2 separate regions of the Mus musculus genome follow, and region 2 is linked to region 1. A link is a loop called in an ENCODE intact Hi-C map of the cell type or tissue named here. Cell type or tissue: heart. All regions are shown on one strand. Each heading gives the region's core, and the rest is flanking DNA. Links, peaks and the distances in the headings are about the cores only. Region 1 has its middle 37 kb from the start of Uchl5. Region 2 has its middle 22 kb from the start of Gm41964.

Region 1 (12,722 bases), core at 2,714-10,713:
TTCTTTCCAAATTAAACTTGAAAGGAAAAAAATTTAAACTTACTATTAAAAAAACTAGTCATCCAAGCACATGTAAAAGAAATGATACATGACTTTTTTTTACATTTTATGTAAAATAATGTAATTTATTTTATGAGGTAACTTGTATACCATTTTCTAGCTTCAGCTTTGATCCAAATTTAACTTACTTAAATTAGCATACAAAGTGGTAGTTTGTATTTTGGTATTTTCATACATAATTTGTTTTTGACCTTCCTCCTTTCTGTTCATTCTTGTACTTTCTCATAAAACATATTTGATCACCGAACTAACTCAAAACCAGTTCTATCTTGTGTTCCCTTCCTAATTTCATGATTTTTTTCTCATTTCTCATTAAGAGAGAAAACATGTGTCATGTGTCTGAGTTATCCCACTTAGTAATTTTTAGATCCATTCATTCTTCTGTAGATTTTATACTACTTGGTTTTGTTTGCTTGTTTGTTTTGTTTTTCTGAGAGAGTTTCTCTGTGTAACAGTCCTGTCTGCCCTGGACTTTTGTAGACCAGGCTGACCTCAGATTTAGAGATCCTCCTGCCTCTGCCTACAGATTGCTGGAATTAAAGGCATGTGCTGCCACACCAGGCTCAGCACCACACTTTGATTATCCATTTAGTGTAGACAGACATCTAGGCTAATTCCATTTCCTTGCTGTTATGAATAGAGCAGTAATAAACATAAATATGCAAGTATCTCTGAGCTATAGAGTCCTTTGAGTAGATGTTCAGGAGTGATATAGCTGGTCACATGGCAGTTATATTTTTACTTATTTATTTTTGATTCATTCGTTTGTTTGTTTGTTTATTTTTGAGACAGGGTTTTTCTGTGAAACCCTGGCTGTCTTGGAACTTACTCTGTAGACCTGGCTGGTCTTGAACTCAGATCTACCTGCCTCTGCCTTCAGTGTGCTGGGATTAAGGGCACCAGTACTGCCTGGCTTTCTAGCTTTTGTTTTGTTTGGAGAAGACTGCAGCAGATTTCCACAGTGGCTATTCTTGGTTATACTCCTAGTAGCAGCAGTCCACACACAGACAAGGAGCACTGCCCAGCGTGTTGGCCTTTGTTCTCTCCATGAGAAAACATTCTCATTGGGGTGAGGTGGAATCTCAAAGTAGTTTGCGTTTGCATTTCCCTGATGGCTAAAAATGTTGAATACTTTTAAAAATACCTATTAGTCATTTTCATTTCTTTTAAAAAACGCAGTTTGGTTCATTGACCCATTTGTAAATTAATTTTTAAGAATTATTTTAAAGTATCAGATAGTGGTATTATTCATTGATTCAGAGCTAATAGGAAAGTTTGACAATTATGAATGTGGGGCACTTCATGGCTATTTTTGCTTGTGAATAAAGGCCTTGTTTTGTCCTACAGGTTTTTGGTAGCTCATGGGTAGAGAAAATGAAGAGCTGAACAACAACCCAGAAATAGATACGTGTTAGTTAGAAGGACATGGTTTTGGAAGGAGTCTTAAAGGAGCTCAGTGAATCTTGCCTTTTTAAAAATCTCATTGAGCCACTGGGTAGAGAAAGGCACTTGACATTCTGTTTACTGTAGTCAGTTCTAAGGGATGTGCTTCTACAGTAAACAGCAAACTTTCCAACAGCTGCAGCCCTGCCTCCTCTCACCTCAGGTTTAGTTCCCAAGATAGCTGGCTGCCCTTTGTGTGGCAGAGAGCAGCAGCCGGACTGTCCCACTGGAGTAGGCGCATGCTTGGTTGCTGGATCATCGGGCACATTGCTCGTCCTTTAGGGGTGTAATACATAATAAATTACGACGTTGTGTTCAGACTAGTACCTTCAGTCTAAACTGCCTATAACATTCCAAAATCCATTTAGACCTTCCCCCCTTTTGGAGGACTTTTTTTCTTTGTTTGAAATGGTGAGGAGGGGGATAAAGGTTTTTCTCCCCCTTAAAAGAAATATTAGAGAAAACTTAAGCAAAAATAGAATTTATTACATACAGTTTACCAGTAGAGATAACTACAAGAATATTTTAGTGTATTTAGTAATTATTTTTTCCTGTATAAATATCCATGCTTTTATGCTAGTTTTGTATATTCTCTCTGTATTGTATTATAGAATTATATAATACATAATACTTTTGAAGTTGATAATACACAGTTTCTCGTTTTTATATCTTTAATAACTTGTAGGTCTCAAGCCATGCTAGCTGTTACAGAGAGAATGAAGAATATTAATGAGAGTTTTGAAGCTACCATCCTTTCCTTGTAAAGCTATTGAGAGGTTTGGAGGAGTGGGCTCAAGTATATGTTTCCAGAATTGACTCCCAGCAAAGCACTGTGGCCTCATGGGATATATCCCTTCAACAACAGTGATAGTATCTGTCATTGGAGGTATTGGAGTCAGACCATGCTGTTGTTGTATTCTAAGAACAAGGACTCTGCTGATAGACAACTGGAATCTTAAAAAGGAAAGTGACCTCTGTATCTACACACACCCCCTGAGAGCAGCTGGGTAACGGGGCAGCTTCTGGTTTATGGTTGCCATGTACTTCTGCTCTTTCCTGATTGTATTCTCAACTGTTATTTGTTCAGCCTGTTAGAAATCATCCTTGTAGTCATAGCTGTTGGAGATACATGGAGGTAAACAAGATAAGATCATTGCTATTGTTGTAGGATAACTAAGTGTGAGATGGCATATATGTGTCAAATAATTGAAAGAAATGTATTTGAAGAGACAGCAGTGCAGAATACTGTGAGTGGAGCGTTTATAGATGGCCACACAGAGGCCCTTGAAGTGGTCTTTTAAGCAGAAGCATAAATGAAGAGATTTTCTTCTCTCCGGTACTCAAGCAGCACTGTGGAAATGGATTGTATAGGCACAGCCTGTATACCTATACATAGCCAGTTTGTTATAATTCACAGTTGTATTATGTAATAGTGTTTGATAGTTAAAAGGTGTATGAAGGTTGATCTGGCTGTTAGTATCAAAATCAGTTAAATAAGCAGAAAAGGGTGGGATCTCTACACAATGTGCCTTTTATAATCTATACGATAGTTCTCAAGCTATCCCTTCCCATTTGTGAGATAGTCCTGTGGACCCCAGGGTGGCCTTGAACTGACTTGGTAGCCAAGGTTGACTTAGAACTCTTGAACTTACCGCTTCTACCTCCCAAGGATGAGATTAGGGACATGCTCCACCATGCCTGTCTTTGGCCCTTTGTTGTAACAATAATATTAAAATAGTGGGCATAAGTAGTAGAAGGAAATCTGAGGCAGGTGTGGTTTTTTAAAAATAATTTGAACTCTTGTCATTATTAGAGGCAGAAGTGAAACTCTGAAAAAAAAATGAAATTACTAGAAAAAAATCTGACAGAATTACTTGAGAATAGAGAGAAAAACTTCCCAAGAAATAAAACAGAAATACTTAAAAATATAAAAGTAATTCTGTCCAGTAGCAAATGTCATAAAACCTAAGAGCTTTGTCAGTAGAACATTGCCACATGTTTAATATATATGAAAAATATTGATGTGAAATATAGAAGACCCACAGCAAATAAAGAGAGGGAAGAAAGTTTTTAAAAACTTGGCAAGTGATAAGAGCAAGCAGTTTGCAAGGCAATTCAAATGGTTATTACTATGCACAGCATATCCCACTTGTCATAGAGAAAATAGAAGCATTTGAAGAAGTGCACTTCCTACCTTCTCCTGCCTGCCTTCTCTCCTTTTCCTACTTCACTGTTCCTCCCTTGTGACACTCTCGTGTACCTTCTGCACATACACCAATCACTCCTGTGTTAGAAGAGTTTGTTACTCTGTAGCCCAAGCTGGGCCTATGTGAGATGGAAGTACTCAGATAAGAGAAGAACTCTCTGGGTCTGTTAGGTGCTTTCTAGGGGCCTTAATGGATGACCTTGACCAAGTTACTAAGGAATGTCGAGTATAAGTGGCAACCATGTGAGCTCTGGGATCCAGTAGCTCCCTGAAGGCTGGTAATTGTAATGATTAGAAGGTAATAAGCTATCCAGGATGGGCTTCCTAGGTAGTGTCTCCTAGTAAGGTTACCAAGGACTGAGAACTGACCTTTCAGCTTTTGATTTGAAAATGCTAAGGACTTTAGATAGTTAATCAAATTCAATAAAACTCACAAGACATTACTGTATACCTGAAAAATGCAATTTATTAGTTTACAATTATAACTGCCAGCAGGTCAAACATTCCTGTCAGCTTGTCAATATGCCCTTTCCCTGGGAGATAAACTTACCAATGAAACCAGATTAAGAGTGGAAGGCTAGGTGAGTCTAGCCCAAAGGAAATGATTTGGCTTTTACAAATGCTGCCTGTGATGATAGCTCATCCCAAGCTTTGTTGTAATGGACACTAACCAGTGCTCCCCACCCCTGCTCTCCTATACGTGCCTTCATCCAAGTCTCACTGTGTCCTTCATTTACACATCCTAGAAGTGTTTAAACTTCCATAATTTCTACTTTCATGACTGACATTTTCCTGCTTTTCTATGCCAGCACGTTTCTCAAGTGATGTAATTAAAAACTATATGCAGTTTTAAAAACTACTTTATTCTGGTATTTTGGGTCATCTCCCTTGTTGAGGTACTTTTTTCTTTTTCTATTTTTCTTTTAAACTATCCCTAGATCAGAGTACTAGTTCCTGTAACCAATGCAACGTCTATGTGTAAGAAATTAGCCTTCTCAGGTGTAAATTGAGCTTATTGCATGGCTTTTCTGGAAGGATGTGAAGAAATGTCAGGTTATCAGTAACAGACAAATGAAATGATTCTACTCAAGACCAGCTTAGCAAGCCAGCAAGGTTTATTTTTGATTGGGAAGTTATAGGAGCCTTTGTGATTCAAAGATAGCCATGGCACTAAAAGGTTCACCACTCCCACAAACTCATGAAAACTGTGTTCTTGGAACTCCCTGAGCAACTCGCAGGCAGCTCTGCCAGTCAGTATACTCCCTTTGCAGCAATTTGTGTTGATTATATAACCTGTAGGGGGGGGGGCTTAGAAATATTTTTTACATTATTTATTTTTTGAGAGCTCATCAATGAGTACTGTATTTTCAATATTTCTACCACACTCTCCTCCCCCACCCCCCAATTCCTTCTGGGCTCTAACCTCCCACAGTGGGCTGGGTCCTTCACCATCAGTTAGCAATCAAACATGTTAACAGGCTCTTCAGATAAAGACGATCTATTTAAAGGTGCCCTATGCTTCTGTGCCTTGTTTCCTCATAGGTGAGTCTAAATGTAAGCATGGAGACTTAAAAAAACTTGGAAAAAAATTAGTTACTGGTTAGTTTTAATTGTCAACTTGATATAACCTAAAATCACCTTAGAAGAGATCATCAAATAAGGAATTATTTTAATCAGATTGGCTTATGGTTATATTTTTGGGAAATGGTTTTGATTGTTAATTGATAGAAGATCCAGCCCACTGTGGGTGGCACCATTCCCTAGGCTAGACCATGAGTTAGTGAGCAAGCAGGCAGGATTGGTCTGTCTGTCTGTCTGTCTGTCTGTCTGTCTCTCTCTCTTTCTCTCCTTCTCTCCTCTTCACTGTTGATATGGTATAATCAGATGTCTCAGTCTCTTGCCTTAATTTACCCAAAATGATTTGAGGTGATCTAGAATTGTAAGCCAAATAAGCTCTTTTTCCACTCAGTCACCTTTTTGCCAGGGTGTTTTATCACAGTAACAGATATGAAACTAGGACAATCACCTTTTGCAAGAGATTATCTCTATATTTGGGAATCTCTATTTTCTCTCTTTCAATAACCACATATGCTTATAAATGTAATTATTGTCTTGGAGAAGTTATTTTTGTTGATTTTTAACTTTCAAAATGATACAAAGAGGTTGGGCATGTAGCTAGAGTTAGACTTTGTCTGGCATGCATAAGCTCCTAGCACCATCATAGATGCACAAAAGCATCGTTGGTATAAGCATTATGTTCCAAATGGTATACAGGAATTTCTATACAGAACCGTTCAACTTCATTTGTCTCCTTTTTTCCTGTTTGTTTCTCTACTTTTTTGATTCTTTGTTAATTTCCCATCATGCACCCTAATCCTGCCCCTTCATATATGCCTTCTGCCTTTGCAACCTCCCACTCCAAAGAAAACAAGCAAGCAAGCAAACAAACAAAACAAAAAACCCAAACATCTTGCCTGGGAGCTGTGGTATGTCACTGTGTATCACACAGTGTACCCATTTGCCTAAACAACTTTACTTACATATGTTCACTGTACTGAATCACGGTCTAGTTCAGGGTTTCTACTATACTCTCAATACTGGATGCTCACTGGGATACATCTCAAGTTATCCTGTTATTGTCTTGTGTCATGGAGATCCTGCAGCTTGGGATGTATAGTACCAGTTCCTTCCTGTGCTCTAGCAGTTCAGTTCATAGATGGGATAGATGTTGGGGGGAGTCAATGCAAAGCCCTGGATCTGGGCCCCGGGTGGTACAGCTTACCGGTTCTCCTGCACCTCTGCACCACCAGGGGGAGCTCTCCCAAGTACTGCAGCAAGTGAAGGGTGGGCCAGCTCTGCACAGCCCTTGGACATCGACACGGCTTCAGGCAGCAGGGGCTTCCACATGACCTTTGGTGATAACATGGGCCATGGACATTAACCCAGACCCCAGTTTCTGCATGGCCACGGAACCAGACATGGCTTTCAGTGGTAGTACAGGCTGGCTTATCACCATGGCCGCAGGTGATATAAGGCTACTTATATCAGACTGTTCCTCACCACCCTCATGTCTCCAGTGCGTCCTTTTCCTTTTTTCACAGAGCACAAACTCTTCATCTTCTCTTTCTCATCTCTCCATCATATAGTTGCTCATAGTGGTTCCTGCTGTGGGTAGGAAAAGGCAGGCTTCTTCCACCTGCCCACCGGACAGTTTTTTTTTTTTTTTCTCTTGAGAACAGGGTCTTACTCTTTGTAGCTCATACAGACCTGGGACTTGCTATTCAAACCCAGGCTGGCTTTGAATTCCCAGCAATTCTCCTGCCTCAGACTCCTAGTTGCTGGGATTACTATAGTCATGAGTCAGTATGCCAAGCTTTTACATCTAACCTTAACAGTGTCTTTCAAAATGTTCTCACTAAAAAATGAAAATCAAATTCCTTCTGGATACACCTTTAAATAAAGGTAGACAATTCTAAGGCCCATTGTTAGAATCAACAAGCATGTGAGAGTCAATAGATATTAAGATACAAGATGTCACAAGACCATCCTCACAGCAGAAAAGACATGAAGCTCTGCTGCCACAACTTCTACTCATTCATTTTTTCATTAATTTATTATTAATTAATTTATTAGCTACTCTGAGTGAAGACATTGTTTCCTCAACTGCTTTTGGAGCTTGTGTGTGAAACCTGTGGGATTGTAATACTCAGTAGAGTATAACTTCTCCAGAGGGACAGCATCAGCATAAGTAACTTTCCTATGCATGTGACAGACCAGTGTATAAGAGGCACTTAGCCTCATAAGCGCAAATAATGTTGCTGTAGTTTGAATAAATGTTTATAAGATTCAGTTCCACTCAGAGCACCATTTATAGTGATGCTTTGTGGCCACACTGTAAACATTACTATGAAGGATTTTTTTTTCGTCTTTTTTGAGTGTATGTTAACAGCTTATTTGATAAAGGAGGGGACGAGGGGAGAGATGACAGGGACATTTCCTACATTTCAATTTGAACTCAAGATAGGCATTAAGTAAAATTGTGTCTCCTAAGCTTTATTTACATTTGAAGCTAATGATGGGCGTCTCATCAACTTGAAAATTAAAGAAATGAGGATGAACTGTGAAGGGTGAATTGAAAAGATAGAACATAAATATAGAAAGGCGTATAGAGAATCACATGTCTCCCAGGCAGCTTGGACAGGACCATAACCCAGAATATAAGGCCTCTCTGTCTGTGTCAAGGAGGGCTGCCTCTTGTGGCATACTGAAAACAGTGAGAGTTCTTCCAAGGACCTACCCCAATCTAGTAAGGGACACTTGCCCAGACTGACAGCGTCGTGACACCCATTTAAGGTCATTTCTCAGCTATTGCTGATAGCTATAGTAGTGTTCCCTGGATCAGTTCATATTTAATATATTGTAATTACCAAGGACTTAGTTGCTGTCTGTATAGTGGTACAAACAACAGTGGCACAATCTATATGTTCATGCAGATTAGGCTTGAGAGACATTAAATACATAAATAGCAAACTGGCCTTGGGGAGATGGCTCAGTGAGTTAAGTGCTTGCTGTGTAGGCTTTAGGACCTCAGTTTGGATCTCCAGCACCGGCATAAAAGGTGCTATGTCAGAGACAAGTGGGTCCCCAGAGTGGATGCCCAGACAGTCTAACCCATTAATGGACTCCAAGGTCAATGAAAGACCCAGCCTCAAAAACTGAAGTAGAATATCGTAGAGCAAGAAGCCTAATGCCACCACACACATGTGCATATGAGCACAAAAAGTTTAATAAGAAGGCATTAGGTCTAATAAAGTGAAAAATTCAATGAAACCATAGAAGAGGAGATATGATCTGCCTAATGGAGAATCTGAGCTGTGAGCTGAGATCTGAAAGATATGTAGGTGTTGAGTAGAAGAAAACACAGGTTTACAGGGAAACACAGGACACCCATCATTAGCCTCGAATGTTAATAAAACTTAGGAGACACAATTTTACCTAATGCCTCTCTTGAGTTCAAATTGACAAAGCTTTGAGCAAACAGGATATCTGTGTCTGTACACCATCCTCAGAAATAATCATTTCTCCATAAAATCACCGGAGAAATTAAGTTTTATGACTAAAACAGTTTAAATAGAACAATAACTAGTTCTTGTCAGTTTGTTTTGATCAACATTGGCACAAGTAGGCTTGTACAAAATAATACAATATTTTTTTAAAGGAATTATTCTTTGACAGTCTTCATTTCTTTTACTTATGGATCTATTTTCTGTTTTAGGTCATATTTGATAAAACATATTTTAAAAGAAACTCTGCCAGTTTTATTAATATTTTATATCTCTAAATAGAGACATAGACACATATTGCTATAATTATTTTTCTTCTTTATAATCTTTTACTCACCTTTTAGTTATTTATTTGTTTATTTCCCCCTTTTAAATTGATTTTCATCAGTTCTATTTTTATATTTTCTAGTTTATTGATTTTTATCAATTAAAATCTTAAATATTTTAATTTTATAAAATTTAGTATTTATTAGTAGTATAATTACTAATGTATATATTTAAGAGTTAGGATTTCATATTAAGTATGGCTTTGGCCCCATCTTATGTGTTTTTGTATGTAGTATGTTCTCTGCTCTTTTTAGATGTTTTGATTATTTTTCTGATCAAGCTATTTAATATTTACCTTTTAATTCAGATTGTCTTAGCATTAGGCATCTGTATTTTATATTCATTTATTTTCCTTAGATCATTATAAGAAAAAACTTGAACTTGATCTTTATCCAATTTGGGTTTTGGGTTTGTTCAGAATTCCTTCCTTATCTACCTGGAATGTTGATATGGCATTGTGGGTTGATTGTTGATCTGAAGGCTAAGAATGCAGAACCAGAAGTTAGAAAGAACTAGTTGCTCCATCAACCCTGGAATGGTCTAGCTCTGAAAGTCTTATGGTATGAAAACACTAATTTGCTTTTGCTGCTGTTGTTAGTCACGGCTGCATGTGTGCTATAATGGTTCATGCTACCAATTAATAGACCCTATTAATAGACCAGTCTAAAGTCTATCACTATAACAATTTTTGTTTTTATTGAGATAAGGTCTCATTATGGAACTCTCTGTAGACCAGGCTGGCCTTGAACTCACAGAGATCTGCCTTACTCTACCTCCCAAATACTGGGATTAGAGGCATGTGACATCAAGCCCAGCTATAACAATCAACTTGTAAAGAAGAAAATGTTTATTTTATATCAGAGTTTTAGACATTTAGACATTTAGGTCTATGACTCTTTGGGCAGCATATCATGGTGGACTGTCTGGAGGAACCAAACTCCTCAGTGCATGATTAGACAACAAAGAGAAATAGGAAGGGGTTGGACCCCCTCTATCCCCTTGGAGAATATGACCCCAGTTATCTAAAATTCTCCCTTTAGATCCTACCTATCGATAACGTCACTCTGGGCAATAAGCCTAGAACACACAGATCTTTTGAGGAACATCTAATCTAATCTAGCAATTCTTTTATAACCAAAATTTGTTTAGATTTATTTTTATTTTTAAATTTTGTGTCTGTGTATAGGTACATGCATGTGAGTACCTGTGCCTCTATAGGCCAGAGATGATGGGTTTCCCTGGAGCTGGAGTTACAGTTGGCTGTGAATTACCATGTGGATGCTGGGAACCAAATTAAGGTCCTCTGTTGAGCAGTATTTGCTCTTACTTGCAGAGCTAGTTCTATTTTTATGATTAAAATAATTCTTTGACTGAAATAGCCATTCTGTGTTCATTTATTTCTCTTATTCTGCTAAAGGATTGGATATCTTACATTCCTATGTTTGGCCTTCAGGTGTGGTTTGTAACCAAGAAATCCATACATCAATTGGACAGAGTAGTGGAAAATCATTATTAATAATAAATAATAATAAATCATTATTATTGATTAACTAGAGAGATGGAGAGCCTTTGCCGTCAGGGACCAGGCTCTACAAGGACTCTACACCCATGTTCATTTTTACCCAACCCGCGTTTCAGTATTCTGTCTGCTTCCTTGGTTTTCTAAGATGGAAAGCCTATAATTTTCAAGGTGTGTTACAGGAGGATGGTGCATTCACATTAACAATGACATCAGTTTGTAGGGCTTTAGCTTTCCAAACATACTCTGCTTGTAAATAATGATTTTCCACTACTCTGTCCAATTAATGTATGGATTGCTTGGTTACAAAAAGATGGAGTAATGAAGAAACAGTTGGCCAATGTGTTGGGAAGGAAGCAGAGGGAAGCAAATACTGAAGTTAGTGGCTGACCTCATGGGATCCAGATCCATCCCAAAGGGCCACATCAGGACCTGGGCTGTTTCTGTGGGCGCAGAACCTCAGTATCAGACTCATACAGTAGAAGAAAACAAGTACTTCTCCTGTTGTTTGTTTGTTTTTGATGTTTGTTTGTTTGTTTTGTTTGTTTGTTTTATAGGCCATCTCTGTTTCAATGGGTGATCAGGGTTAGTAAGAGTTAAGGCTGGTTTTTGTTAAGACTGATGTATGATAAGAATCAAATCCTCCACATTTGTGATCTATTTACAGAGAACCAGAAAGCACCTGCCTTGGTCAAGGCTAACAGCCTCTCCTGTAGCTCCTCAAAGCTACTTTAAAACATGTTTTTGTATAAAGTCATACAACAGAATTGCAAAATGCGTAACATAACTACTTATATGTTACCATCTCCTTTCCCCATTTTCTCCTCCCCTCTTGGCTCCTCCCCACCTCAGTGACTGGTCCATTGATGTCTCCATCTGTTTCAGCTTGGTGACGTTCTTCTAACATAGTTGAAAGATGACAGAGTTGTTTTGTGACTCATGCATCTCAGCTTACCTGTCCTTCCCACGGTGTCCTTAGGACCATTCTGTTATCCTCTCACAATCTGCCCACACATAGGGTGAGACATTTTGAGAGTCATAGTAACCTATTTCCCATTGAGCCTGGAAGCACAACTTCCTATCAGTAAATACTCTGCTCCTAACTGTGCCCAGGAAGAATACAGATTCCTGAGCAAGTCAGTGAGCAAATGATGAATGAAATGCTTTGTTTCATTTGTCTTCTGTTTTCCCAAGCCCCATTCACACATCCATACTAAATGATCACCTGCATACAGCTCTCCCACACACAGAATTAGCAGAGCAAAATGTTTACTTCTGTTAGGGTAAGATAAGCGGACATTCTGCATCTTTAAAGGAAAATAGTATTGCTTCTTCTCAACTGATGTTCTGCTGTGTTCGTTAGTCTCCTCTGTTTCAGAGGTTTATTTAACTCACTCATCTGTTAGATAATTCCCAAGGTCTAGTTTCTCTCCTAAGTTCCTGTCTAACAACCTACTGAGCTTCTTCATCTTGATATTCTTCTGTAATCTCAAGTGTGTCATGGCCCAAAATATGTTCACGTCTCTCCTCCTGACGTACTTGTTCTCTTACTGGCAAGTAGTCACCCAAAATGAAATGTAGTCATCTTTGAGTAGTCCTTTACCTGCTCTTCCTCCACTCTGCGGCTGTCCTGTGGAGTGAGTTCACCTTTGAAATGACTCATCATCTCACCTTCTTTGCATTTCCATGGCCACCACCCTAAACTGGTAGAGCCATAGTAACACTGTAAGGTTGCCATCTCCCCTGTGCATTAATCAAATCAAATCTGTGCTGTATGCATTTGCTGAAAGTGATTTAAAAAAAAATGTTCTTTATGCTTCTATTTTACTGTTTCTTAAACTCAACATCAGTGGAAATAGTTTACCCGTAGTCCAACTAATAAAAGTTCTGATTTTTAATTCTCTTCCTGCACTTGCTCCCTGTGGTTTGTTTTATTCTATTTGACTTGCTTCCCTGGTCACAGAACTTTTCTTCATACACATTTGACATTTGGAACACTCTCTCTAACACACCAAATAAGCCACATGCTGTGCGCATGGCAACAGCATCTCTACCATTTGGATACAGCTCCCCTTTTGAGCTTTTTGCTGCCCCTCTTTTTCTT
Region 2 (12,722 bases), core at 2,868-10,867, 100 kb after region 1:
CTGGTCCCTTGGCCATAGTTGCTGAATGATTTACATGGTGTTTTGTTAGACACTGCTGAACAAAGCCTCTTTTGCTGTGGGTGTTCATCAAAAGCCACTGTGACATTAGGAACTTGCCTTCTCAAGAAAAACACAGTCCAGTCTGAACAAAAGAAACTCCTAATTTAATAAATCCTAGTCTTTTCTACTCAAATGATCTTTCTTTCTAATCTCTTTGATCATATTTATCCTCTTTTAGAAACACGGCCTATCTGTTTTAGTGCCAAACACAGATCATCTTTTAATATTCAGCATCCTTCGCTTGGTGTCCCTGTCTACATAACTCTCCTGTTTCTCATTTCCCATCATTTCATATCTAACAAACCTTCCTGTGTCCTTCAGAGATAATCAGCTCAGCTAGGTAGCTGATTCTCTAATGCTCTGTACTTTCCAGAGAATGGTCCAAAGGGCTGCTTTAAAAATAGCTCATGTTTTGTAAAAGGGATTACATCTACAAATTTTTGTTCATACCTTCTCTGTAAGGTCTAGACATGACTTTCAAACTTGATCTTTAAATAACAGGTTCCAGGACACTGGAAAGCAGAGAAAAAATAGTCAAATATATTGCTTTATGCATTCACACGAATTTATTTGGGCACAGAGAAGTCATTGATGAATTGCCTGCATATAGTTCTGTACTTTATTTAACATGCAGTCACGTGCCACATTCTGTCATGTGGAGGTAGGAAGCAGACTAGAACAGAGTTCTACTGTCTAAAAGTCAGACAAATGAGTCATGGCCACCATATGTTGTAGTATATCCATGATGGATCCCACTTCAAACTTTTTCATCGTCTCAAAAGGACCATATAAAGAAAGAATGCACAAACCTAAAGATGAGCAGCACTAAGTGGATAAAGAGGTGAGGATGAAAAGAGAACTTCAGGTGGATCTGTGAGTGGGATGGGGCCCTGTGAGGTGCTACAGCCCATTTAGGTATCTTTGATAAGATCACTGAGTGGCCAGGTTTAAGCAGGGTGTACCTTAAACTACACCAGAGCATCGTCTCAAGTGTCATATCCCTAAATTGATTGCCTCTGAAGAACATGGAAGGAAGCTTATTAGAAACGATGATGAGGAGAGTGTTAAGTATGAGTTAATAACTTGAGAATCATGCTAATGATGCTGGTTCCTATTATGACTGAGGTGGTTTATTCATAGGTAATCTATATTGCTCTGGAGTCAATGTGTGTCCTCATTACCTAGATTTAAAGTTTGTTTCTGTTCCTCCCACTTGATTTAGACCATAGAGAACAAGAGCCCATGTCTATATTGCTAAACCCAGACAAGCCAGCTTGGTCAAGAGATAGACTGGGCACTTGTGAGTTACAGAAATACTCTCTTGGAATTGAGGATGGAATGATCATGGATGGTGGTTTCACAATCGTGCCATTGACTATCATATAGATTATCAAATCATAAATTCCATTTTCATCAACCTGGAGAAAAGGATGGGATTGTATCAGATACTCTCTTGCTAAGCTTTCTGTGTTTCCTGTGGTTATGAAAATGAGGGCTGTGATCTGTAGGTTGGGCACAGGATTAACATCCTCTTTCCTTAGCCTTCTGAGTGTGGGGATAACAGCTGTGCATCACCATGAGCAGCTCTTCTTTCATCAACATCGTGTTCCCACTCAGGCCCATGCGCATTCACACACTAGCTTCAGTGCCTCCTGCTAATGTTCCTAATAAGCAATATTTTTTTCCCCTCTGGAATTTACTCCGTAGTTCAGGCTGGCCTCGAACTCACAGAGATGATAAAGTTATACACCACTACACCAGGCTCATTATAAGCACATTTAAAAATTCTCCTGGTTTTCTTTTCTGGGATTCTTACTTTGTATCTAGTACCATGCTATTTATGGTCTGGAGCATTTCAGTAATTTCTTAATTATTACAAATTTTGTTTACGAGCTCTAGAAAGACAAATGGATGAGGAATCTGAGGCAGAGTGAAGCAACGGCTTCCTGTGCCCTGCAGAGTAACATTTACACTCCTTGCAGGGAATTTAGAAACCCTCCCATATGCTTCAGCCATCTTGGCATCCTCATATCACAACACACCAGCTGCATGCTTTTGCTGCAGCCACATGGTTTGCTGAGAGGGCTTCCAAATTTCTGAGACTCTTTTCCTGCAGCTGGGAATTCTATCCTGTACAAGCCTGCTGTATTTCAATATTCTTGAAATGGTGCCTTTCTCCTTTAGCCACTCTATTCATGTTTAAAACACTCAAAAATTTCTTTCTCACGTCACTTAGTTTTTAAATGCAATTTGACCTTTTAAAAAAAAAGATTGACAAGTAGGAGCAGGTACCCATTGATGATAATGTTTTGAAATTGCTCACGAAATGGTTGCTGATTTTAATTCTTTGGATAAAAGAGTTTGCAGTTATAAGCAGGATTGAAATCTAGGTAGAGGAACAATAGAGGTATTGAAATAGTAGAGATATTTAAATAGAAAGTATTGAAGAAAAAAAATATACCTTGGTTTTGTAATTTGTCCAAGTTAGCACTTTTGGGGTAGAATCAGTGCTTTCTTATATGGAGACATATATTTATGTCACAAAACCTTTGTGTGGTACACATCAAGTTTGTCCCTTACATACTTCTTATGTATACTATAAATAATAGACACAAATATTTTAAGTATCTATTGTTTTAGGGCATTTCACAATTCTTGACTTAACATATCTATATCATTAATAAACAACCATCTAGTCTTTGGCCCAGATTCTAGCATAAAGTTTCTAAACTCTTAGGATTTCTGGAATGATGGGAACACTTATGACTCTTATATATATGCTTAGATAACACCTGAACTTATTTTAATTATTTTAATTAGATAACACCTGAGCTTATTTTAATGATATTTTAATACTTGGTGGATCATTGGAAAACTTCAAAACGGGGAGAAGTCCTCAGCAAGGACTTATCACAGGATAAGAGAGTTGGAACATTAGGTCTGTGGAACTCCCAGGGAACCCCAACTGTATGGCCAATGATTTACCCACTTTGTCAAATGATTTATTGAAGCACAAGATGCTAAGACAAACCTAATGCTCCTTTATAGTGAAAACATTGTCATAAATATTGCATTTTCTACGTTCTATGAGCTATTCTAGAGAATTGTCATCATGATGAAAACACTCAGGTGTGTTTGTTGTTAGTCAGAAAAGCAAGTGACAACTAAATGACAAGTTTGGTAGATTAGGACCTTAACCTGTGGAGCCTGCACTACTTCTGTGCGGTGAGTACTTGAAGGAAACTTCAGTACACTAGGTAAGGCGGAAAACAAATTAAGGCAAAGGATGAAGACCATTTGATGATAGCAAAAGTTCAGTTATTTTCAGTGGAAGTCTTCAATGTGATTTAAAATCAAATGGGATCAACTCCGTTTAAAAACAAAAACTGCCTTGCCAAATTGGAGGATCTAAATGTCTAATGTTTAAACTATCAACTTTGTTTGTTTGGTTTGAGACAAGGTTCCATTTTGTAGCCCAGAGTGTCCTGAACTCATTATGGAATCCAGCCTGGTTTTGAACTTGTGGCAATCACCCTGACTTAGCCTCCTGAATACTCTTGGGATTACAGGCCTGTGACCACAATGCCCAGCTTGGGTCTTCTTTTTTATACTCGGTTAGGAAATTACTTTGTTGGCCTTCAAGTCTTTGTAACTATATTCTTTGTTTTGCAAATTAATAGCTGGCTTATTTTCACTCAGCATTTCCCTTCTCAATTGGCATATAAACTGACATACAGTTGCAGCAAGGCAAATCTGCTTCATATTAGAGATGAGTGTCCATCATTTTTGCCAAGCAGAGAGGGAGAAGCTTAGTGATTACATAGTTCTGCTCAAACTAAGCATGCCTGGAAACTGTGCAGAGATACACAGAAGAACGTATGATATCTCCTGTTCTCATTTCACTTTGGGTATTACAGTTTGCCATTTGTCATCAACATTGACTTTTTATCTCATTGCAGCAAAGCTTAACAGCATCTAATTTTATCTGACTTAATGGTGGTTGCATGGCTTCTTTTCAGCAAGATTCTAATTTTCCTTTCATTTTATCATCCTGATTTTTATTTCAACTTTGCTTTTAAAGCATGTACACTGTGTTGACCTTTGGGTGGTCTTACTTTCAATACTATGAGGTCACTACACCATCACCAAAGTAACACCAATAAGCTTTTTTAGCTCACTTCCTAGCATAGAGGTTTTTTTGAATTGTTTTGTTTGTTTGTTTTGTAAAGACTTCAAAAGCAATCTTTAAAGAAATGTCAGATCAGCCAATTAAATCTCTGCCAGCAAGATCTCTTAACCCAATGTCCTTTCTTTTACTTTTATTTTATTACTCATGGAAAGAAAATTTGCTTAGCTTTGTCTTAACCTTGTATTTTGCGCATCACTTAATACTTATTGAATTTCTTCCCACTGGATGAATAGTTCTATTCTTTTGAAATAAGTGGCAATTCTTTGTACTCAGTGATTGAAATAAAAAAAAAAAGAAGTAATCCATTTACCAGATGTGCTTTGAAAATCTCATTTCTTTATAGAGATTGACTTAGTATTTCAGTTAATGTGATTCTCTTTGGACAATATGATTAGCTAAAAAAGAAAGGGTAACTACTTTCACATAATGTAATTGCTTCTCCAGGTGAGATTTGTGAATTTACCTATAGTACCTCAAACCAAACCTTTATTTATAGTTCAGTGGGTTTCTCTGATTACAGAAGAACATACTTTATGTTTTACTGTGGCAAGATAAGGCATAAAATCCTGTCCATTTTACTTTTTATATTAAATCCTAGTACACAGAGTGGGTTTATATGTAGCAAAGTAACTTTTCAGTTTCAAGTGAAAGTGTTCACTGGTTTATTAAGACATGGTCACATGTTGGGTATTTTTCTCATTAAGATTATAATCTCCTGAGACTGTATACTCTTCTGGATATCATGTAGGAACTATGTTTTTTCTCTTTTGTGTGAAAAGAGGATAAATGTTAAAAACAACAAGATTTAATTTAACAAAAGTCTAAAAACCCATAAACAACTCGATTGATTTGTCAAGTCAAAGGAATGCTGTATAGAACATTATAAAAAATCTTTCAGTGTTTTTTTCCAAACACAAATCCATTACTTTCTTTCTTTTTTATGAGTTTTTATTAGATTTGTTTATTTACATTTCAAATGTTATCCCCTTTCCTCGGAAAATCTCCTAACACCTCCCCCTTCCCCTGCTCACCAACCCGCCCCACCCACTCCCTCTTCCTGGCCCTGGCATTCCCCTTTACTGGGGCATAGAACCTTCACAGGACCAAGGGCCTCTCTTCCCATTGATGATCAACTAGGCCATCCTCTGCTACATATGCAGCTAGAGCCATGAGTCCCTTTGGTTGGTGGTTTAGTCCCAAGGAGCTCTGGGGATACTGGTTAGTTCATATTTTAGTTCCTCTGGGAGGGTTGCAAACCCCTTCAGCTCCTTGGGTACGTTCTCTAACTCCTTCATTGGGAACCCTGTGCTCAGTCCAATGGTTGGCTGTCAGCATCCAACTCTGTATTTGTCAGGCACTGGCAGAGCCTCTCAGGAGCATTACTTTCTTTTTGTTGGAAACTGTAGCTCTGTCAGGTGCACAGCTGTAGTTATAACTGTTTGTCTTCTAATGTTTCTTGAGATGAGTAACAGAATATATACATATAAAGGGTATTGAGTTTCAGTCTCAGGGTCCATTAGGGAGTGACAGTCAGTTGAGAACTGAACTGCTATTTGACTGTATCCAAAATTATTCTAATCTCTGAGTGTTTCAAAAGAGAACTTAACATTTTACAGTGATTTACAAGTTTTACTGTAGTCTTTCTTTTAGCTAGTTAACACATCTCTGCAGACGAGTTTGCAGTCCTTTCCCTCTGCAATTCGTATAGTTCACACGGAACTTGACTTCTGCTTTTTTGGCTGTCTAACTTCTCCTCTTTTAGATCATACGATGATAAACAGCACTTCCTCTGAGAGCATTCTCAGTCTGCCTGGGTCTGGGTTAGTTTCCGGACTGGCGAGACCGAGCTGTGGCCTGCTCCCTGCAGCAGCCTGTAGTGTGACCGTCTCCACAGCACAATTTTAGTGAGGCCTGGCTTCATCTCTGTCTTTTCATGTCTTTCCTCACCTGTTCAGCAAATGTGCAATGGGCATCTCTGCTTGTCTCTAATAGGCTCTGCTACCTTAGCCGTCAACTGTTGAAACCTTCCCTAGCTTGGGGAGCTTGACGTGAGGAATACTAGACAGGAGATATTCTTCCACAGTATACTGGGTGATGACTCTCTTTTACTGTCTTGTTAGGAAGAGGAACTAGCTCCCCTTTTATTTACATGTTCCTTCACCAGGCTGGACAGGCAGATAGTTTTTCTTGTTGGAAAAAAATGTCAGTACCATATCCTTTAGCCTTGGTAGAGATCATTTTTCCTCAACTGTTGCCAACTTCCTCCCCCCTCCATTAAATTTTAGCACCACAAGCATACTGCGTTTCTGTGGATTGCCTTTGAAGATCCATGGATCACTGTGTCTTTTCTTTACAACCCAAGAATACGTTTTTGGTCTTTTTGGGTCTGTTGCTCGGTGTTTGGTTGTGCTGATGTTGCAATTACTATCAAGTGTCAGTGGCCAGGAAATGGGGGAGATCCACAGAGGGGCATTTGACTTTTTCAACCTTTCCTAGCTTCTCCCAGTTAGAGAAAAAGACGGTATGACGCATTCCAGTTTCTCTGGGAGATGGTCTTGTATATCTATAAGGGCCTCAAGTGTCCTGTCTGTCTGTCTGTCTGTCTCTCTTTTTCTCTCTCTCCCCTCCCTCCCTCCCTTTTCTGCCTGCCTGTCTTCCTTTCTTTTACCCAAAAGGGAGGTGTGCTGTGGTTTCTAGAGGCAGGATCCAGGTCTGAGCTCTTCCAAATTTGGCAAAAGCTCCTGGCACGTTTTTCCCCCTGAGCTCTCTTGTTTAGTTCCCTGAGCTGTTTGGGGACATCTGCAGCTGAAGAACAATCTTCTCTCCTGGGGGTGGAGAAAGGGCCACGTGACTTCTCCCTTCTCGTGTCTCGTGGCACACTGGGTGTTTGTAGCCAAACTATCCTGGGCTCTGGAGAATCTCACAACGCAAACAGCTTGCCTTTTGAGGCTTGGGCATATGTTCTAGGCAGTCTGAAGCCTGCTTGCATGAGTTCTGTGACTCCCTCCACTCTGCCAAGACCAGCTGGCTGTTATTAGTTCTGTATCTTTTGTTCTCCCCAGCTCAGTCTAAATACAATTTCATAAATATTGACTGGGGTGATTTATACTGAACTTCATGAGATTGAACTACAGATGAGCAGGTGAAATGTTGGGCAATTTTAAATAGCTTGTTTAAGGTTGCCCAGTTTGAGAAATAGGGTAACTTCAGAATCTGAACCCAGTTTTTTTTCTGACTCACCTGCATTATGTTACCCTCATCTTCCAAACTGGGTGACAAAGCACGTTGCTTACGGACATTTCTCTCACGCAGTGCTTTGTATGCTTGGGTATGGAGAGAAGCTGTGTAGGCTGGCAATGAGGATGCACCAGTCTCAGCCCCATAGTGGTGTTGTTCAGAACACTGAAGCACCCTTTGAGACTTGGCAGATCTCGAATTATAACCTAACTTCTTTATGGTACTTTTGGTAGAAGGTCTCAGAAAGGCCAGATGTAGAAAGCAGGGCGCCATCATCTTTGAAGATTCTACGTACTGTGCTTGTATTGTGGTAGTTTATCCAGTCTGCTTTGTCAACTACTGGTGCCCTTTACTCGAGGTCATTATACATGCTAGTTGTGTTTCATTTGAGGAACTAAGTATATTAGGAAAGAGGGCTCATTTCAGGCCGAGGCTTGACTAAGATAGCCGAAAACAGAGGAGTTCCTCAAACCTCAGATTACAAAATAAAAAAAAAAATAGAAATAACAAAAAGTGTCACCTTCAAAAACTAAACAAAAAATGCATTTCTTTTTTTTTTTTCCATTTTTTATTAGGTATTTAACTCATTTACATTTCCAATGCTATACCAAAAGTCCCCCATATCCACCCACCCCCACTCCCCTGCCCACCCACTCCCCCTTTTTGGCCCTGGTATTCCCCTGTACTGGGGCATATAAAGTTTGCAAGTCCAATGGGCCTCTCTTTCCAGTGATGGCCGACTAGGCCATCTTTTGATATATATGCAGCTAGAAAAAAATGCATTTCTTAATTTCTTGTTTTTGTTACCAGTCGGGTGATGGTAAAGAACAGTTGCCACATCCTGTTGGTTTTGCCCTACACCCCCGCCCCTACCAACCGCTCCCCCTGGGAGCTGGCCTGCAATTGTGTCTCTATCCTGTAACCCTACCTCCTTTGGTGTTGAGAACTTGTTCCTGTGCTTGAGCTACATAAAAAGATCCCTTCAACTCTCGGTGTCTTGGGTTGCAACTTGGAAGCCTGTGCTTTCTCTGGCACAGGCTGTGTCCTCCTCAAAGCAGCCAAGAAGTGCCCTACTTTCTCTTTTGTACCGCACAAGGAGAAGGGAGGCTTGAACCTGGGGGCATTGTTGAGAGACAGGCCTGATGCTATCACAGTCTTTCCATTTCTGTTATGGAAGAATTAACTTTGAACGTGTTCCTAAAGCTTAAATCGAGCATGTTCCACATGTCCCTTAAGCATAAGTTCCTTTGGAAAAGAAGAAATGTTCCAGTTAATATCCTGTCCCACAGAGAGGAAAACAGCCAGCAGCCACTCAAGAAAAGACTCAATTGTGATTCTTCCTGGTTGTTGGGTTTCCTGTGTCACAAATGATGTACAAGCATCATCGACTCTCTCTGTCTTTAAAAGAGCCTGTATGCACTGATTTTCCTCAAGACTGACTAAGGTTGTTTCCTTTTGATCCAGCCATTTAATCATCATGAAATTCGTCACTGAAGTGACCAATTTTAGCTTCCAAAGGAAAATGTAAACAGGAAACTACAAGTATTGGAATTATAGTTTCTAAGATCTGAAGATCTCAGGCACTTGAGGCAGCCTGGTGTGTCAAATCTCGTGCTCAGAAGACAGCTGTTTGTGATTGCTTCTTCATCTCCTGTAAACACAGGGAGGATGTTTTAAAGAGGATCCCAAATAGCCAATATATTGGGAGCACCAAGTAGCTCTCTGGAATCTATTTTTTCTTTTTTAAGACTTGAAAATGATTCTTCCAACAGCTATATCTGAGAGCTGAGCCTGCTGATATATGCTCAGGAATAGCTTAATAAACACTAACAAAGTATTCTCATGCATTGTTACTTTCTTCTTTCATGCTTTTTCCAATAAAGAGCTAATACGTACAAAGGGGACTGTAACCCAATCCCATTGTAGTCAAGGCCTGTATGAATACCACGCTGAAATGGACAGCAGTCAATTCCCCCTTTTGCCTTTTCTGCAATCTTTTCTTTAGGAAGTTGTTTCCTTCCCGCTGCCCTTGTTTCTTCTTTGACCCTAAGATTGAAATCAAAGGCACACTTCAGGTCACTTCTCTCTCAAGGGAGCTACCATCCTCATGAGAGTCTGAATATGTATGAGTTTCCAATAATATGCGATGCTTCACTAATAGGCTCACCCTGAGGACTTAAGCCACGCTCTTGTGCTTTGTATTTATGCAGTCTTCTGTATTCTGTTCACCTCATCTTTTCAGATAGAGTGGAGGGTCTCTGCCAGCTCACTCCTCATCTATCTTAAAGTGCACGTGAGCATCAGACACTGAAGGACACGAAGCTGGGAGCTTGCCTCTTAAAATTGGAATTCCCTGCCCAGTGCTCCGTTCAGTGATGTAGTCACAGCAGCTACTCTGTAAGTGTTCACAGGAGGATGCAGCGGGTGAGAGAAAATTATCCAGTGCTGCATCGCCTCAGCCTTTACCTCTCCAACCTTCACTTCCTTACTTGAAAATTAGCAGGAGAACAGATGTTTACTCATTCATTGTCAGTACTTAGATTTGATCTTCTCATTCGCTTAATTTCGATGTGCACCCAGTACAGTAGTGGCTTTGTTAATGTAAACCTCGCAACTCTTTCCTAAAGTCTGCTTAATGTGCCTTTTCCTTCTTGCTACTGCAGACATTTTTTTTTCGTGTGTGTGTGTGTGTGTGTGTGTGTGTGTGTGTAAGAAATTGACCTAATGAAAAAATGTAAGAGGACTTCTAGTAAGAAGGTGAACTTGGTTTTGTTGTCGTTGTTTTGAAAGATGTTTACCAAAGTTTACCCCAAAGACAACTGTCTTTCCGTTCTCTCCATGCTGAAAATATGTCTGCCCATCATGTTATGTTGTAAAGTTCTGCCTTCTGGACATGACACAGCCATTGAAGTCATGAATTTATAGTAGCCGCGGTTACCTGCTCGAGAGCAGCACAGGATTGGGCTCTTCAGTGTTCTGCTGTGGATTGGAGAGGGGGTCATTCGGCCCCATTACTCCCTGAAAGGCTACTGGATATTATTTGGTTCCAAAGGAGAGGAGTCATTTCCTTCTGTGTTTTAGCCACTGCTGTTACTGAGGCTGCAGTAAATTCATTGCCCAGGGTCATGGAAATTTCTCTAATGTTCCTTGACTTGCAATTAGGCAGTCATCATGGCAGCCAGAACACGTGACATATGAGTGTCCACTCAAGAAAACCTAGGACAAAATACCTGCCAGCTAACATCAAACACACACATGTGGCTTATGATCTTCAGGTAGGCCACACTTCTAAAGCTTCCAGAACTTTCCAAAATAGTACTTAGCTGGAAATGAAGCTGTAAATACATGAATCTTTTGGAGGGATACTTTATACTCAATCTGTAACAACCAGGGTCACATGACTGTTCAATCATGCTTAGGTACAAGGTTAAGATGGGAGATTCTGGAAGACATGAAGAAACGTGCCAAAGAACAGAGCAAGCTGTGAAGTAAGATCATGAGAATAGTTTTGGCTTTCTGCATTTTGGCACCAGTCTTTAAAAGCTTCAGGAAAAGATCTTTGAAATTTTAGTAAAGGGGAGTTAATCAGATAGTGGCACCAATTATGAGGAACGTAAAATGAGTCATTTTGATGTTTCAGGACATGTAGCAGACACGCTGCCACAAGGGTAGTTTTGCCTGGCCAGAAGTGAGAATGGAGAATCTCTATTTCAAAGATTTTACTTCAAATATGGAAAGAAGGGCTGGAGAGATGGCTCAGTGGTTAAGAGTTTATATTACTCTTCCAGTGGTCTGATGTAGGTATTGGTTCCCAGCACCTACATCAGGTGGCTCACAACTGCTTCTAACTTCAGTTCTGGGGAAAAAAACCACCCATGACTTCCATGGGCACATGTGCTCACATGCACCCTCTGCAATAGACACAACTGAAAATAAAATAAATCTTTAAAAATGAGGAAGAGAGAAAGACTTAGGGATTTTATACCTTCAACTCCCTTTGAAATTAGTTTTGCTTGAATGACTAGCCAAATAAAACTTAAATTTTATCCAGTAGTAGAGGGCACTCTAGGTAAATTTTCAAGCAAGATCTCTTGTCACTACCTCCCTACCTCTTCTCCTTTGAAGGAAATGCTTTTTCTCTTCTCTTTCTTTCTCTTTCTCTCTCTCTCTCTTTCTTTCTTTCCTTCTTTCTTTCTTTCTTTCTTTCTTTCTTTCTTTCTTTCTTTCTTCCTTCCTTCCTTCCTTCCTTCCTTCCTTTCTTTCTTTCTTTCTTTCTTTCTTTCAATGAGAGGAATTATGTAACCTTGGTGAGGAAATGGTTTGAAGCAATGTCATCTGAAGCAACAATTATTCCAGTATGCAATTCATCAAGAAAAGCTAAATATAGGAACACAGGCAAAGCTACTGTCCATGAGAGCCAAGTCTTGTGTGAATCAAGGTTTTTACTTTCTTATGTTTTGGTTTTAGGTTTTTGGAGACAATGTCTTACTATACAGCTGTGGCTGGCCTGAGAATCACAGTCTTCTTCAAACTCAGCCTTCCTCCTGAATGCTACCATTCCAGATGTGTGTCTGCTCATCACACTCAAGGTTACTCCTGTATGGGTGTGTGTGCAGTTGGCTGGGATGCTATAGATGATCTGTGCTGTTAAGATCCACCCATAGCCCTCGTTTCCTTTGAGAGAAGGTCTGTCCTTGCACTTGTGCCTTGACTTATGTGCCCCATTTTCAACTGTGAGGAGCTGCCACCACAGGCTGTGCCACGTGGTCTGACTTTAATTTTATTTCTTTGGGTTTGTGTTATGACAGAGAAGTGAAAGCAAACATTGAGTCTTTAATTCTGGAAAGACAACGAATATAAACATAAATATAGCATATTTCCCCACATATGATCTAAATTAAGTTTCATGCGATTTACATTGGGATTTGTGTAAATGTTGCTTTAAATTTTTATTCTTCTTTACACAGCGACAGAAACTTTGCTTCTGATTTATTATATAATTTTTTATCTCCTTCAAATGCTTTTGAGTATTTACATAAAAACCATAACTAAAGAGGTCTGGGAAACGTGCTTTCTCTTGCCAAACACCTTTCTTTAATCCGGGCTTTGGGTTATTAGGAAGCAAACCATGTAATTCACTTTATAAAAATATTTATTAAAATGCTTCAGAAAAATACAAATAATTGAAATAGTCTTGAAAGTTGTTAATTTTTTTTTAAATGAAAAGCAACAACCT

Evidence for each region. Hi-C counts contacts between places; a loop is a spot of excess contacts. Peaks named below come from ENCODE experiments on the same cell type or tissue, not always from the same donor. Only the 100,000 strongest peaks of a DNase experiment are listed, where the experiment ranks them.
Region 2: it touches region 1 in a loop (2.6-fold over the local background); 6 of 42 quality-filtered maps call a loop at or near these places.

Annotation. Positions count from the first base shown.
Region 1 is chr1:143,807,594-143,820,315 of GRCm38, forward strand. No RefSeq gene overlaps it. Among named protein-coding and RNA genes, the nearest start is that of Uchl5, 37 kb to the left of the region's middle. In heart, for the core only: a CTCF peak has its summit at 6,515 (motif pointing right); a DNase peak (open chromatin) is centred at 6,548.
Region 2 is chr1:143,910,693-143,923,414 of GRCm38, forward strand. No RefSeq gene overlaps it. Among named protein-coding and RNA genes, the nearest start is that of Gm41964, 22 kb to the right of the region's middle. In heart, for the core only: no CTCF peak of the experiment used is centred there; DNase peaks (open chromatin) are centred at 6,089 and 7,089.